2 separate regions of the Homo sapiens genome follow, and region 1 is linked to region 2. Evidence: read pairs that join two places in POLR2A ChIA-PET (ENCODE). Cell type or tissue: PC-9. All regions are shown on one strand. Each heading gives the region's core, and the rest is flanking DNA. Links, peaks and the distances in the headings are about the cores only. Region 1 overlaps IMPA2 (inositol monophosphatase 2). Region 2 overlaps GNAL (G protein subunit alpha L).

Region 1 (8,716 bases), core at 421-8,420, 210 kb before region 2:
ATCCCAATGAGGATGCAGCACAACCATCCAGAGGTGGACAGGTGACAGAGAGAGGACATGACCCATAGAACAAGCTTGTCAACTGTTACTGAGAGCAAAGGTTATCTTTTTATTTTTTTAAGAGATGGGGTTGAGGCCGGGTGTGGTGGCTCATGCCTGTAATCCCAATACTTTGGGAGGCCCGGGCGGGTGGATCACCTGAGGTCAGGAGTTCAAGACCAGCCTGGCCAACATGACAAAACCCTGTCTCCACTAAAAATACAAAAATTAGCTGGGCATGGTGGCATGCGCCTGTAATCCCAGCTACTTGGGAGGCTTAGGAGGAAAATCACTTGAACCAGGGAGGCGGAGGTTGCAGTGAGCCGAGATCGCCCCATTGCACTCCAGCCTGGGCAACAAGAGTGAAACTCCATCTCAGAAAAAAAAAAACAGAAAAAAAAAAACCCAGTATAACTCATTATCGACTCTATATTTTAAAAATATGGTCAGGTGCAGTGGCTCACAACTGTAACCCCAGCACTTTCGGAGGCCGAGGCAAAAGGCTCACTTGAGGTCAGCAGTTTGAGACCAGCCTGGCCAACATGGTGAAACCCCGTCTCTACTAAAAAATACAAAAAAATTAGCCAGATGTGGTGGCGCATGCCTGTAGTCCCAGCTACTCAGGAGGATGAGGCAGGAGAATTGCTTGAACCTAGGATGTGGAGGCTGCAGTGAGCCAAGACTGCACCACCGCACTCCAGCCTGGGTGACAGAGTGAGATCCTGTTTCAAAAAACAAAACAAAACAAATAAAAAATACGTACTTCCTAGCACAGTCCAGTGAAAAGGCAACAAAGACTGACCCAGGAACAGGAAGTCCCCCCAGAACGCAGACTATGACCTTAGGAGGCCACTTTCCATAAAAACGAGACAATTGGAAATTTGAACACTGATGGGATTATTTGCTGATTTTAGGGATGCATTTTGGGTAGAGAGTGATATTGATGATGTGATTGTATTTGTAAGAGAGCAGTCTGTTTTTGGAGACACGCTGAAGTACTGACTAGGAAGTGACCTGATGCCTGGGATTGGCTCCAGGCAGCTGGGGGTGGCGGGAGCTGGTGGACACACACGAAGCAGGCGTGCTGCCATGTGAGGGGTCATGGGGCATCATTTTGCTTTTTCTGTGTACTTTGTGTATGTCTGAAATTTGCATGGTAGAATTTGAAGAAGCAGCTAATAAAATTCTTGCCTTCTTCTAATCCTTTACCTCTATCCAGTGCTGTTTTTTAACTTGTGAGTTGAAGATATTCCAGCAAGGCATAATAGAAATAAGAAAGGGGAAGCCAAGGGAAGCAGAAAGAGAGAGGGAGAAAGAGAGAGAGATTAGTGGTGCTTGTTTTAATGACTGTGTCCTCCAGAAACAAGTCCTAATTTTAACAACGGGGCATGACTTGATTGGTTTTGTGCAAAGATTCAAGTTTCTTCTTTGATAATGGTTCTCATTTTAGGATACTGTGCCCCAGGCACTATGCTGGGTGCTTTATATGCGTAACTTATTTAATCCTCTCGGTTATTTTTATTATCATCAGCATCCCCGTTTTCAATATGAGGACTGAGATTCAGAGAGGTTAAGGAACTTGCTCGAGTTCTAGTCACCTTAGAAAGTGGCAGAATCGGCCAGGTGTGGTGGCTCACACCTGTAAGCCCAACACTCTGGGAGGCCGAGGCGGGTGGATCACTTGAGGTCAGGAGTTTGAGACCAGCCTGGCCAACATGGTGAAACCCCGTCTCTACTAAAAATACAAAATTAGTCAGGTGTGGTGGTGCGCACCTGTAATCCCAGCTGCTTGGGAGGCAGAAGAATCACTTGAACCCAGGAGGTGGAGGTTGCAGTGAGCCAAGATTGTGCCACTGCACTCCAGCCTGGGTGACAGAGCAAGACTCCATCTCAGAAAAAAAAAAAAAAAAGCGGCAGAATCAGGATCTGAAATTGGGTCTGCATGGTGCCAAGAGACCGTGCTGCTGAAGAGCATGCACTGTCACCTCCTGAAGTCCATCTACCCATAGGAAAGAAAACAACCATGGTAGAAAACACGTGGAACCGCCTGTCCTGAATGGGCCAGTTTAGGTTTTCACTGATTCTTTTTGGCCTTTCTCCCATATGGAGGAATTTGGTGATATTTTATAGCATTGTGAGACAGGTACTGTAGGGAACAGAAGAATACCAGACAAATGAGAGAAGCCTCAGACTAGCAGCAGCTATCTGCTATGCATTTTATCCATCAGAATTTTTCTAAAGTCACAAATGAGTTTCAGAACATGAGCACTTCATGTTTCCTTCATTCTACGAAATTACCAGGCCTACTGGGGGCCACATAAAGGGGCCCTGGACAAAGCCCTTGCCCTAGTGGAGTTGGTGCTTGAGCTAGCAGCCTGCAGGCTGGGAGGACGCAGAGTTGCAGCCTGACTGAGCTACACGGGCGGGCAGCCAGGATGCCAAGAGCATGTTAATAGAGTTCAGTGTTATAATCCAGTGAAATATAGAGCAAAGTTCACCCGAGCATGCTTAGTAGCATGCTTCCTCACCACCAGTTACACAATGAGGCTGGAGTGGGCACCTCCTGGCACGCACAGCTGTAATTAAAGCTACTTTTTTCACTGCCAAACAAAACACTTCTGGAGAGGGAAGGTGAGGCAGGGCCAGAGGCCATTCCAAGGCCTCTCTGGGATCAGAAGCTCTAACTGGTGAGTCCAACTGCTGGTTGCCCCTCAGAGGCCCCCATGACTTCTCCCTTCCCCTGCTCTGGGCTCTCCTGCAGCCACCTCCTCTCCTTTGCACAATCTTGCCCTTCGTGTCCCTCACACAGTGGCGGGCCCTCTCCTGACACCTCATCCATCCTGGCCCGCCACTTTCCTGGCCGCACGGGCTCACAGCAGCAGAGATGGGCCATGGCCATAGCTCCTCTCGCTGCCTCGAAGGCCATCTGGGCACACAGGCATCAGCCAGGGAGGAAAGAAGTAGGAATAAATAGAGACAATGAAGAAAGGTTGCCAGGAAAGGAATTTTTAAGAGAGGCTGGAAGTGGGTCAAGAGGGGAGGCGGCAGGGAGGCTGATGGGAGAGCAGAAGAAAGAGTGTAACTGGCAGGGAATGAGATGGGGGGCCCTGCATGATGTCCACGCCAGAGACACACAAGGCAGAAACAAGCAGCAGTGCACTTCCGCCTTTTCAAACCCAGACATGCAGGTATTATGGAGCTTGTAAAATCTCCCATGCAGCTGCTGCTAGTCTGAGGCTTCTCTCATTTGTCTGGCATTCTTCTGTTCCCTACAGTACCTGTCTCACAATGCAGTTAAAATATCACCAGATTCATCCATGTGGGAGAAAGGCCGAAAAGAATCAGTGAAAACCTAAACTGGCCCATTCAGGACAGGCGGTTCCAGGCAGTATGCAGGGAATGGGAACCCCTCTCTCAGAGCCACTGGATGACCCTGAGATTCTGGGCTAAGGAAATCACGGCAGGCCATAACTGCAGAGGGGCTAAGGTGCCTCTTCACATGACTCATTCCCCAGGATGGCTCTTCTCACAGAAGCTGAAGCCAGTTACTGTTGTGCACACTCAGGGGCCACAGACTGCACCTGGGCAGCAGTGCCTGGGCAAAATCGGGACCACCGAGGTGTGCCGGGTGCTCTGAGGGGAACAAGCACCTGGCCTCGGGCTGCTCACCCAATCCCACTACAACCAAATCGTGACTGCGACTGGAGTACTTTTAGCCTGAAAGATGAGGGATGTGAGCGCAAAGCAGAATGAGGTTATTTAAAGCTCCTGGCCACGTGAACAAAAACACTAACATACAGAACTGGCTCCATTTCCAGTTCATCAGGGACACGATGTCCCTAAAAAGAGATGACACCATCAGCAAGGGACCTCCACCACCGTCCCACATCATGGTGGCTTTGGCATTCTCCTTTCACACTTTTATTTCAGAAGTAAACTGAGACGAGCGTTGTGAAGCCCACCTGTCTCCCCGGAGACCCGGAGCCGCTGGCCATTGCAGAAGGCGCCCCGACCCCGCCGGCCCGTGTACAGCCGCTCCTCTGTGCAGTGGTAAATCACTCCGAATTCAAGCTGTGGGCGGCAGAGGCAGGACAGAAAACAAAGATGGTTCACTCGTTTGATGTGGGAAAAAACATTGTTATTCAAAGATGAAGGCTGCGCTAGGCGTTAGGATAACACATTACACTGTGACAGAAATTACCTTTCCAAAAGGAACTGAGAAAAAGCAGTGCCTGCATTTAAAATGAGACCTGGACATAAAAGCAAGCTTGCTTTTGCTAAATAAGTACAATTTTAAAATATATTCAGACAAACAAAACTTTAAAAATTAACATCATAATCAAGTATTAGTAACCAGAAGTTATTGAAAAAGCTTAATTTTTTAGAAAGGCCCCTTTTGTTGCTGAAAAAAAGAATGTTACTTGTGACTCTAACCAAACCCCACAAGAAATCCTCAAAATTGCTGATGTGTGAAGAATGGAGAATGCATCTGTAAAGCCAGCGGAATCTCAGAAGCCCAAGGACAGCCCCAGCGAGGAAGAGGCACCGCCGCAGACTGGGGACTGATCCGTGAGCAGGCAGTGCGCTGAACAGTGGCCCGACTGCCCCACATCAGGGAACAAAGCATCAGACCACAGCCTCCCAGGATGAAGCAGCAAAAGGAAGAGGTCAGCGTGGAAAAGGACGGCAGCCCACGGCCGCGTGCCTCTGTGATCTTTCCTCTACCGACTTTTCACCACTCAGGGTTAACAAGGGCCAGCATGCTTGCTTAGCAAGTTAGCCAAGTGTTCACCTCTCTGGAAAATTAAAAAAACACCCTGGCCAAATGCCTTAGGAAAGCCTTGGCTGGCCCTGGGGTGAGCACAAACACCCTAGAGTGGACACCCCAAGCTACAGAGAAAGGGTTTATTTCTGGCGGTTGGAGGCGTCATTCAGTCAACGCTTTTTCAGAGCCTGCAGGTGTCTGGCAGCATTTCATCATCCTTCCCCTTCCGGTACCCTGGCTTTAAAGGAATCCTCATGACCAGGTCAGTCCTAGAATTCGGCTGGTTCCTGAGGCCTGTGAAGAGCTCCCAGAGTGCAGAGGAATGTCCCCCACTCCCATGGGGAGGAGCCCACCACGAAAAGCCAGGAGCTCCCGTATTCAGTGTAGTAACATAGGACAGACCCTAGCCAACCCACAGAAGGGCCAAGGACCTAGCCAGCTGTTCCAGCAGCCCCTTCACACAGTCACAGAACATCAATCAACCCCTGAAGTACTGCTCAGCCTCCCACCCACTCTGGGCACCACAATATTATTTAACAGAGAAAGACGTCAATCATTGCATCCTTAGACAAATTACAGTATTACAATTCTTACTTATCTTCAGCTTAAGTACTTTGAGATACTTTAGTACTTAACTTTAAATACTTCAACTTAAGTACTTCTCTCAGCTCCCCTGCCAGGGAGTCTGTGCTGAGACTAAGGTGAAGCTGCACAAATGCTGCTCTGAAGCAGGGCTGCTTTTGAGAAACATGCAGCCCTCGGCCCTATTTAAATAAAACTGTTTCAATTAGAAAGAAATTAAGGCTCTTCTCAGTGCTGCTGCTTGAATTATTTAATAAGCTTTAAACCTCAGCCCCACGCCTTCCATGCAGGTCGCACAACACTGTGTAGTTCAGAAGGTCTATGGGAACCATGAAAGAGCTATGTTCTCATGCTAATAACCAGAGGAAGATAAGAAAGAATTATTAGAATATTGGGATTGAGGATGCTCTCCAAAACTAAGTGCTCCTTTTAGTTTGTGAGATCACACGCTCTAGGGGTCAGCTGGAGATGCACTTGGACCGTTCACTTAAGACTTCCGCTTCCACAGCAGTGTCACAAATAGACCACGGTTGACACGAGGCCAGCCCTCCACGGGGGACAAGGGCCAGCCACGGAGCCCCACCCCGCACACCCCAAAGCCAGTCTGGACTTGTTTATTTTCTCGGATTTGAAACCCACAGGCTTGGATTTGCCAGTCATGATTAAGGCACAGGGCAAACAGCAAACCAGGCGCACAGAGGCTGAAGCCAGAAAGGAAGGATGGCCAGAGGGAGCCCAGGGAGGGGCCCTGGGGACCTGGGCCACACCCGCACCTCTTGTCGAACAGCAAATCCAATGCTAACCGCCACAGTCGGGAATCTGCAAAGGAAAATAGAAAGGTTTACTCTCTGGAACAAGAGCGGCAGCTCTCGGGAGCCTGTGTGCTGTGCGGCTCCCCGCAGGCTCAGAAGGACCTTCCTACACTCTGGGTGGGTTGGTTGTTTAAAAACTACTTCCCACAGTTTCACTAACTGCTTCCAAGACAAACAGAATAAACTGACCATGTCGTAAGACAGTTAACCTTGAAAGAAAACAGCACTGTGAAAGTCACATAAGACTGATGTAACTCAACAACCCTCTGAAGCCCAATTAGGAAGGATCTCAATCATCTGTTTTCTGGTTCTCCAGACCTAAAGGGACAGCAGAGCCCTCCCCAAAGGCCAGACCCAGTCCCAGGTGGGGCGCCAGGCAGGTGGTCCCAGAAGGCACCACAGCCTCCCCATGGGGGCCAGTTCTGAGCCACAGCTCACCCTGTGGCACTGCTAGCATCCCTGCCTGAGTGCCCAGTAGCCAGCTGCAGGGACAGCCACGGCTGCAGACAGTTTTCATGATCAGTTTGCCTGCAGTTTTGTGATTCTGCTATTGCCGCTCAATATCTTCAAAATAATCCTTCCTTTATAGGGAGATCACTGGAGCTTAAAAACAGGCAGGAAAGGCTGGGTACTGCAAACTGACAGGAAAAATGCAAAACCAATTGTACACAAATGCAACTCTGACTGCCAGGGTGTGTGGGACCTTGGGATGAGCCGCTGGCTTCCAGAGCAAATGCACCATGTGCCAGGCCTCACGCTTGTTCCAGTGCCCAGGAGAGCTTTCTCCCACTGCTGTGGCCCAGCACTGGTGGGCACAGGGGTGAACAGGCGCCATCTGAGTGGCAGATGCTGGTGGCTTTCGGATGTCTTCAGACCACAACAATCACCACAGCTATAGCGTGGGGTTCAGGAACTGTCAGGATCAGCTCTGGAGACTGTTCTGAAATTGCTGCTCTTTTCCCAGTCACCTCCCCAGTACCAGGATCCCCCCAGGGGTGCAGACAGGAAAGCACTGGAAACTATGTCTCTGGAGCCACTGAAGACCCTCGAATGGACGTGTGGCCTTCACCATGTGACGGGGCTTCACCTGCCATGTCACCATTATGAGCACCCTGGAACCACGAGCAGGCAGAAGTAATGAGGCTCCACTCAGTGACATACTCTGGGGAGGAGAGCCCTGGGAAGGATCATGCTTTAGTTGAAATGAGAGGAGAGATTGGTGACACATTTGCTGGCACCAGATGGCACGACTCCACTGCCTCGAAAGGGTCACCTTATGTAGGCACAACTGAATTCTCGAGGCAACTCACCTAGAAAAAGGCTGTGCTTAGCATGGAATAACTTCATGTTTTACATATAAACATGCCATCAGAGGCAGATCATAAAGGAGCCCACACCCGGGCTCTGCTCACCCTTCCTGCTTAGCGCGTGCAGCCTAGTGTGCTGGCGTGCACTGTGAGCGCAGGAGCTGCAAGCCACCCGCCCATGGAATGGGAATCTCTCCAGGGTTCTCCAGAGCTGGAGAACCACGCTCCGTTTAAGCCACATCATGCTCTGTGCCCCAGGCCCCCAGCCACCTGTGCGTGTAGACAGGCAGCGCAGCACCATCACCTGCCACTGCCAGAGAACACCTGTGGTCGTGTCCCTGTCACCTTTGCATCCTGTCACTTCACCATCCCCGAAGCTCCATTCCCTTCACCTCCCCACACGGGCCCTTCTGACCTCCCCAAACCTCCTGCTTTTTGTAACCACAAGGTTTGCTCTCATACAGGAAGCTGGCTCTCAAGTCTCACCTGTCACAGGCCACTCTCTACACCTTGGGCTCCGGGCCACTGTGGGGCAGCACAGGCTTTGTATCCCAACCTCACCTTTTTCTCCAGTGGGGGTGGGGTGTGAGGGGAGTCAGACTCCTTCAAGGGGTCCTTGTTAAATGCAACCCAACATTTTTAACATAACAAACTGGTTTTTAAACAAGTGCAGATTTCCTAACATACTCCAAGAGCCTCTCACAAACGGAAAACCTTATTTTAAAAATATCAAGATCTGATCATCTTTCTGATGAGACTATGAGTGTACTATAGGTTTGTTTATATATTCCTGCCTTAAAAAATGCTGCTTTTGAAAAGACAAAACCTCACAGAAGAGGACATGTTAAGCCCTGCAATGGAGGCGATCCCTGCTCAGCTCACCTGTGCACAAAATTGCAGGTGCCGTCGATGGGGTCGATGATCCACGTCGGGCTGTGGGTGAGCACACACTTGGCCCCAGAAGCCGCGGCCTCTTCTGCAATGAACCTGCAGTGGAAGAACCCAGCCTGAGAAAATGCACCAAGGACACAGAATAACGTGCCTGAAATTGCTTCCAGTCCCATTAAAGAAAAAGGTGGCACAGCAAACAGATGTCATCATGGTTTCTCTGGGTCAAACAGAGGCAGAGTCTTTAAACAACCATGTGCTTTTTGACCTGCCTGCCAGCGGACCTACTCAGCAGGATTTAGAAAACAGAGTGACACCTCAGT
Region 2 (8,716 bases), core at 312-8,311:
TGATTCTCTTGCCTCAGCCTCCCGAGTAGCTGGGATTACAGGCATGCGCCACCACACCCAGCTAATTTTTGTATTTTTAGTAGAGACAGGGTTTCACCATGTTGGCTGGGCTGGTCTTGAACTCCTGACCTCAGGTGATCCACCCACCTTGGCCTCCCAAAGTGCTGGGATTACAGGCGTGAGCCACCGTGCCCAGCCTGAATGTCATTTTTAATGTTCATGTTTTATAAATTTCATTTTTCAGATTTTTTTCATTTCTAGTGCCCAGAAATACAATTGATCTCTGTATTTGTTCCTGTGTCCTGCAAGCTTGCTAATTTCACATATTAATTCTCTCAAGATCCTTGAGGCCTGGGGCAGAAACGGAATTCCCTGCAGGTTCCCAAGTACAGGAAGATGAAGCCAAGGGACCTTCATAGCCCCCCAGGGCCAGTTGCAGGATTTCTACTGCTTTTACTCATTTTTTCAAAGATACTTGAAGATTTGTCTAGGGATGCTATCTTTTATTTCCAAATTATAATCTCACAAAACAACTGTGGAAAGTATAAACTTTTACTAATCAGTTCCCACAGTACAGAATTAAATAAATCGAGTCTCCAGTGATGGAACATAGAATTTTCCTCAAGTATTTTTTTTCCCACAAAATTAATTTTTTAGCTTTTGACTTTTCACAATACTCCCACTCATAGACCTAAGATTCTCTCTGTAAAATCCTAATTCTCTAAGAAAGCTGTGCACTTGCAGCATGCCAAAGAGACTCACAAGAGAAACTTATTTGTGTGGGAACAGAAATAAAATAATTAGGTATTTTCATCAGGGAAAAAAGATTCAAAGAATCACGACTTTAGTCTTTGCTTCCAGACAAGCCTCTAAGTTATCTGACAAAAATTCTCCTTGGAACATCAAGCTTGAATTATGTAACATTTTAGGGTATTACTCTTATTCTTGGTCTTTTTAGTCACTCCGTATCCTTTCTGTTTTACCTGTTGAGAAGCAAAATGGAGAAAGGAGATTCCTTTTTTGGGGGAACAAGGTTAAATTTAAAGCAAATATCTGTAAAGGTGGGCTTGCTATATTCTTGCTGACAGTGACTATAGAATTAAATATATTTTTCTGTTGGCAAATTTTAGTGTAAAACACACCGTTTCTAATGAGAAGGCATGAAATAATGTTTATGGCAATTTGAGCATAGATTTTGGTATCTGAGTGCTGGGGTTCGAATCCCGGCTGGGGTGGGTGGGTTCTTAGCTCCGACTGCTGACAGTTAACAGTTTTAACAGTTTCCTCGCCTGGTCCAAGGGATAATCCAGTATTCCTGGGCAGAGGCTGGTGCTAAGGCCAGGACTGACCAGTTCACAGCTCACAGGGGAAGGTGGGTGGGGCAGAAAGGAGGAGAGTCTGTGAGGGGCAAGGGGCAGGAGGACATGGTGAAAGAGGCTGGAAAGACAAAGGAGAAGCGAGTGGGGGTGCGGGGATGTGGTGTCAGGGAGGACAAGCACAGCCGTGGGGCAGTCAAGAGTGTGGCGATCAGCCGTGGGGAGGGCTGCGCTGGGGCCGTGGGACGGTCCAGGAGGCTCCTTTGGCGGCTTTGGGTGCAAGGAAGGCACCCAGGAATGTGGCGTTGTGGCTTTTGGGAAATGTGGCAAGGCCCGGATTTCAATGGTGGGGCAGGGGAGCAACACATGGTAAGTAAAGGAAATTCTAGAAACATCTACAGAACACCTGCATGTGGAGAGCACCACATTAAGTCCTGGTGCAGAAGAGAGAAGGGGGCACAGGTTCTGAGCTGCAGGAGGGGCTGTGCTCAGATCATAAGCACGGCGGGGTGTGGGGGGCGGCCCAAGGGCACTGCATTCAGAACTGAGCTTCAACCACACCCACAGATTCCTGGATTTGCTCTCAGCCTTCAGACCCTTCAGGAACGGCCCAAGAAAATGTGACTTGTCCAGGCCAATGCACTTATAGCCAGCGTGGATGGAACAGAAGGGCAACAGATGACTAGGAAAAATATGCCACAGGGAAGAAAAGGGGTAGCAGAATACTGCCATAAACAACGTGAGATGCAGCTCTGAAATGTACCTGAGGGGCTGCATGCTGTAAACCAAGCCTCAATCCTCTGTGGGGTAAGGGGATGCTAGTGACCCACCACTGGACAGCCCCTCCCTGCAGGCTCCGGGCTGAGTTTTCCAGGTGACGAGCTGGGACTGGTCCAGCCATATTCAGCCCCACTGGGACCAACAGCTCACACCTGCCAGGCAATGTGCAGGCCTGTGATCTCTGTGTTATCAATGGGCAGATGTACTTGCACCCAACACCATAAAATTAGCTGATAGTGTCCTAATTGGGAACCAACAAGGGTTTTTTTGAGACAGGATCTCACTCTGTCACTCAGGCTGGAGCGCAGTGATGCGATCTCGGCTTACTGCAACCTCCGCCCCTTTGGGCTCAAGAGATCCTCCCACCTCAGCCTCCTGAGTAGCTGGGACCACAGGCGCACACCACCACGCCTGGCTATTTTTTTGTATTTTTAGTAGAGACAGGTTCTCGCTATGTTGTCCAGCCTGGTTCTGACAACTCCTGAGCTCAAGCAATGCATCTGTCTCGGCCTCCCAAAGTGCTGACATTATAGGCGTGAGCCGCCCTGCCCAGCCAAGGGTTTTTGTTCTATTGAGCTTTTGTTCTGAGAAGGTGCAGCCCCTAGCTCTGGGGAACCTCAGTGGCTACAGGAAGCTCAACACCTGCACTAGCTTAAAGGTATGAGGGGATTACAATTTCCACATACATACAAAAGGAAAGATTTCAAAGGCAGCCACTGAGCCCCTCTGTAATTCTGCAGTAGCTGTAAGTCTGTCAACAAATAACTGACATAAAAGGGAAAGAATATTGTCCAAAGAAATTCAAACACCTTGTAATTCTATACTTGTGGTTTGCACTAGATAATCTTAAATACTTCTTCCAGTTCTTGGACTCAAATATTTCAAGTTTTACATTTTCCCTCTTTCTATTTTTTGTCTGTTTGTCTTTTTTGAGACAGAATCTTACTCTGTTGCCCAGACTGGAGTGCAGTGGCTTGATCTTGGTTCACTGCAACCTTTGCCTTGTGGGGCCCAGTGAGTTTCATGTCTCAGCCTCTCAAGTAGCTGGGATTACAGATGTATGCCACCATGCCTTGCTAATTTTTGTAGTTTTAGTAGAGACGGGGTTTTGCCATGTTGGCCAGGCTGGTATCCAACTCCTGGCCTCAAGTGATCCACCCACCTCAGCCTCTTTCTATTTTTTCATGTCACAGCTTTATTGAGATATAATTTATATACCATACAATTCAACAATCTTAAGTGTAGAATTCAATGGTCTCTCTAGAATATTTGTAGAGTTGTGCCTTCATCACCACCATCAATTTTGGAACATTTTTATCACCAAGAAAAGCAATTCTGCATGACCCATTAGCAGACACTCCTCATTTCTCCTCCCCCAGCCTCCTGCTTTCTTCCTTTTTTTTTTTGAGATAGAGTCTCGCTCTGTCGCCCAGGCTGGAGGGCAGTGGCACGATCTCAGCTCACTGCAACTTCCGCTTCCCAGGTTTAAGTGATTCTCCTGCCTCAGACTCCTTAGCAGCTGGAATTGCAGGTGCATGCCACAACACCTAGCTAATTTTTGTTTTTTAGGTAGAGACAGGGTTTTGCCATGTTGGCCAGGCTGGTCTTGAACCCCTGACCTCAGGTGATCTGCCCGCCTTGGCCTCCCAAAGTGCTGGGATTTATAGGCACGAGCCACCATGCCTGGTCCCTCCTTTCTGTCTCTACAAATTTGCCTATGCTGGACGTTTCCTATAAATGGAGTCACACAATATGTGGCCTTTTGTGACTGGCTTCTCTGACTTAGCATGATGTTTCTAAGGGTCATCTCTGATATGGCATGTGTCAGCACTTCAGTCCTTGTTATTGCCGAACGGCATTCCATTACATGGATCGGACACATTTGTTGATCCATCTGTCATTTGATGAACATTTAGGCTGTTTCTACTTTTTGGCTATTATTGAGTAATGCTGCTATAAACATTCGTGTGCAAGTTTTAGTCTTGATGTATGTTTTCATTCCGTTTGGATACATGCCTGGGAATGGGACTCCTTTCTTTCCCAAGAGAAACATCTGGATCTATATATATTACAAGAGTTTCTAGTTGGAATTAGTCACTCAACATGATTAATTCCTCTCTGAACATTTAATAACTTCATTAAAAACTCTACTATTTATCCTATCCAGGTGGGTAGCATGGCAGATGTTACATGAGGGTAACACTTATCTAACTTTCTAATGCGTTTCAGATTTAAATTCGCACAGAGATAGTCCCAACATTCTTGGAATTCCTGACAATTCCAAATAATCAAATAAGAAAGCCCCAAAGCCTGGCTTAGTACCTCTTCCTGGCCTTCTGCTCCAGCCACAGCCACTTTCTGAGCTTCCTGGGCCACACTGTGAGGGAAGAGGGACAGCAGTAAAACGGGCAGAGGCGCTCTTTTGCTTTGGAGCTTGGAGTGCAGGGTGAGTGATTGGAGGAGAGTAGAGTCTGGGGAGAGTGGCGATTCCTTCCACTCCCTGCAGAGTGACTCAACCAAAGTAAGGCCTGTCATTCACCGATTCACTCAGCAAATATTTATCATGGTCCTGGAATGGGTAAGAAGACCTGTGAGGGTAGAGTAGGGACAAACAAAGTCTTTAAAAAAAAAAAAAAAAGAAGGCTGGGCTGGACAAGGAAGTGTGGTTTCTCCTGTGTGATGAGGGTCACCAATGACATTCAGGCTGCTTTCAGGGGACCTTGGTCCTCATCTGACCTGGCTCATCATTAGCACCTGACAGGGCTGACTACACCCTCCCCGTGAAACACTGTCTTGGCCTTCAAGACATCATGGCCACTTTTGCTCAGGGTTCACTGCTGGCTCCCTCTCTTCCCACAGCCTCCTAATCCTAGAGGGATCCAGGGTTGGTGCTGGGCCCCCCTCTCTATGTAAGCTCACTGCCTTGGCGATCTCCACTTTGTGGCATGCACACCATGAATATACTAGTGACTCCAAATGGACATCTCCAGCTTAGGCCTCTCCTCTGAATTCTGGACTTGCACATCCAATTGCCTGCCTGACATCACTGCTTGAATTCAACAGGCAACTACAACTCAGCAAGTGCCAAACAGAACTCTTAATCTTCCTCCCCAAACCTGCTCCACCTGCGGTTTCCCCCCACGGCCCGGCTTAGGCCAAACTCCTTGGAGACATCCCTGTGATCTTTAAGGAAATACTCTTGGCTGTACCTTGAGAATCTATCCAGATTCTGATTCTCGCACTGCTAAATTCCTGACTGAAGCCATCATCATCTAGTCCACGCAGTTATGGCCACAGCCTCCTATCTGGTCTGTTCCCACCCTTCTCACCACAGTCCATTCCACTCAGCAGCCAGTGAATCGTTGAAACCATAAGTCAAATCGCATTACAGGTGGGCTCAAAACAATCCAATGATTACTATGCAGCTGTAAAAAGAATGAGACCATGTCCTTTGCGAGGATGTAGAGCTGGAGGTTGTTCTTTTCTTTCTTTCTTTTTTTTTTTTGAGACAGAGTCTCGCTCTATCACCCAGGCTGGAGTGTATTGGCACAATCTCCACTCACTGCAACCTCTGCCTCCCAGGTTTAAGCAATTCTCCTGCCTCAGCCTCCCCAGTAGCTGGAACTACAGGCGTGCGCCACCATGCCCGGCTAATTTTTGTATTTTTAGTAGAGACGGGGTTTCACCATGTTGGCCAGGCCAGTTGTGATGACTCACGCCTGTAATACCAGCACTGTGGGAGGCCGAGGCGGGCGGATCACTTGAGGTCAGGAGCTCGAGCTGCAGGTTATTTTTAGCAAACTAACACAAGAACAGAATACCAAATAACACATGTTCTCACCTATAAGTGTGAGCTAAATGATGAGAACAAATCATTTCTGTGTAACAAATTATCCCTGAACTTAAGATAAAAGTTAAAAAAAAAAAAAAAAGAGTACTTCACAATATTGAGAAGGCCCTTGGTATTCTTCAGCCCTGCTTCCCTTTCACCAGCCTCCCTCAACAGGAGGACGTCTATGTGAATATCAAAGTGGAAGGACAGTTAATGGGCCGCAATGCTGGGCACACAGTTTCTTTCTTCCTTCGAATTCTTTTTCCTCTAATACTCACTGTTCCTGAGAGGGGTAACCTATCTCTCACTATATACAAAAATCGACTGAAGATGGATTACAGGCTTAATTGTAAGACTTGAAACTATAAAAATACTAAAAGGAAACCTAGGGAAAACTCTTCTGGACATTGGTCTAGGCAAAGAATTCATGACTAAGACCTCAACAGCAAATGCAACGAAAACACAAATAGACAAATGGGACTTAATTAAACTAAAAAGCTGCTGCACAGCAAAAGAAATAATCAGCAGAGTGAACAGACAACCTGCAGAATGAGTGAAAATATCTGCAAACTCTGCATCTGACAGGGGACTATGTCCAGAATTTATAAAAATCTCAACTCTACAAAAACCCCCAAATAATCCCATTAAAAAGTGGGCAAATGACATGAATAGACACTTTTAAAAAGAAGACATACAAATGGCCAACAAGCATATGAAAAAATGCTCAACATAACTAATCATCAGATAAATGCAAATTAAAACCACAGTGAGATATCATCTTATAGCAGTCAGAATGGCTATTACTAAAAAGACAAAAAAATAACATGCTGGGGAGGATGGAGAGAAAAGGGACACTTATACATTGTTCTTAAGAATGTAAATTAGCACAACTTCTATGGAAAACAGTATGGAGATTCCTCAAATAATCAAAAATAGAACTACCATTCTATCCTGCAATCTCACTACTAGGTATATATCCAAAGGAAAAGAAATCATTATGTCAAAAAGATACCTACACTCATATGTGTATCACAGTGATATTCACAATTGCAAAGATATGGAATCAACCAAAGTGCTCACCCATGGATGACTGGATGTGGTATATATACACGCAATAGAATACTTTTTGGCCATAAAAAAGTGAAATCATGTCTTTTGCAGATACATGGAGGGAACTGGAGGTCACTATCTTAAGGAAAACAATTCAGAAACAGAAAAACAAACACCACATGTTCTCACTTACAAGTGGGAGCTAAATAATCAGTATACAGGACATAGACTGTAGAATGATGGACACAGGAGACTCAAAAGGGTGAGGGGGTTGGTGGGGGGTAGATGATGAAAAATTACTTAATGGGTACAACGTACATTATTTGGGTGATGGATATACTAAAAACTCAGACTTCACCACTACACAATATCTCCATGTTCCACCCAAGCTGCACCTGTACTTTACCAGTACAGAATACCTCCATGTTCCATCCAAATTGCACGTGTACCTCACCACTACACAGTATCTCCATGTTCCATTCAAATTGCACCTGTACTTCACCACTACACAATATCTCCATGTTCCACTCAAACTGCACCTGTACTTCACCACTACACAGTATCTCCATGTTCCACTCAAATTGCACCTGTACTTCACCACTACACAGTATCTCCATGTTCCACTCAAATTGCACCTGTACTTCACCACTACACAATATCTCCATGTTCCACTCAAATTGCACCTGTACTTCACTACACAGTATCTCCATGTTCCACTCAAATTGCACCTGTACTTCACCACTACACAGTATCTCCATGTTCCATTCAAACTGCATCTGTACTTCACCACTACACAGTATCTCCATGTTCCACTCAAACTGCACCTGTACTTCACCACTACACAGTATCTCCGTGTTCCACCCAAACTGCACCTGTACTGCACCACTACACAGTATCTCCGTGTTCCACCCAAACTGCACCTGTACTTCACCACTACACAGTATCTCCGTGTTCCACTCAAACTGCACCTGTACTTCACCACTACACAGTATCTCCGTGTTCCACTCAAACTGCACCTGTACTTCACCACTACACAGTATCTCCGTGTCCCACTCAAACCGCTCCTGTACTTCACCACTACACAGTATCTCCGTGTTCCATCCAAACCGCACCTGTACTTCACCACTACACAGTATCTCCGTGTTCCATCCAAACCGCACCTGTACTTCACCACTACACAGTATCTCCGTGTTCCATCCAAACCGCACCTGTACTTCACCACTACACAGTATCTCCGTGTTCCATCCAAACCGCACCTGTACTTCACCACTACACAGTATCTCCGTGTTCCATCCAAACCGCACCTGTACTTCACCACTACACAGTATCTCCGTGTTCCATCCAAACCGCACCTGTACTTCACCACTACACAGTATCTCCGTGTTCCATCCAAACCGCACCTGTACTTCACCACTACACAGTATCTCCGTGTTCCATCCAAACCGCACCTGTACTTCACCACTACACAGTATCTCCGTGTTCCATCCAAACCGCACCTGTACTTCACCACTACACAGTATCTCCGTGTTCCATCCAAACCGCACCTGTACTTCACCACTACACAGTATCTCCGTGTTCCATCCAAACCGCACCTGTACTTCACCACTACACAGTATCTCCGTGTTCCATCCAAACTGCACCTGTACTTCACCACTACACAGTATCTCCGTGTTCCACTCAAACTGCTCCTGTACTTCACCACTACACAGTATCTCCGTGTTCCAAACTTCACCTGTAC

What was found. Peaks named below come from ENCODE experiments on the same cell type or tissue, not always from the same donor. Only the 100,000 strongest peaks of a DNase experiment are listed, where the experiment ranks them.
Region 1: POLR2A ChIA-PET joins it to region 2 with 17 read pairs; 2 of 35 experiments call an interaction of 5 or more read pairs at or near these places.

What each region holds. Positions count from the first base shown.
Region 1 is chr18:12,009,659-12,018,374 of GRCh38, reverse strand. IMPA2 (inositol monophosphatase 2) reads right to left here. Exons shown (of 8, transcript NM_014214.3): 3 at 8,388-8,492; 4 at 6,160-6,205; 5 at 4,002-4,110. Among named protein-coding and RNA genes, the nearest start is that of IMPA2, 33 kb to the right of the region's middle. In PC-9, for the core only: no CTCF peak of the experiment used is centred there; a DNase peak (open chromatin) is centred at 2,554; H3K27ac peaks cover 1,376 bases.
Region 2 is chr18:11,804,044-11,812,759 of GRCh38, reverse strand. The region is part of intron 4 of GNAL (G protein subunit alpha L); the gene reads right to left. Among named protein-coding and RNA genes, the nearest start is that of CHMP1B, 43 kb to the left of the region's middle. In PC-9, for the core only: no CTCF peak of the experiment used is centred there; DNase peaks (open chromatin) are centred at 4,709, 5,329 and 5,829; H3K27ac peaks cover 2,275 bases.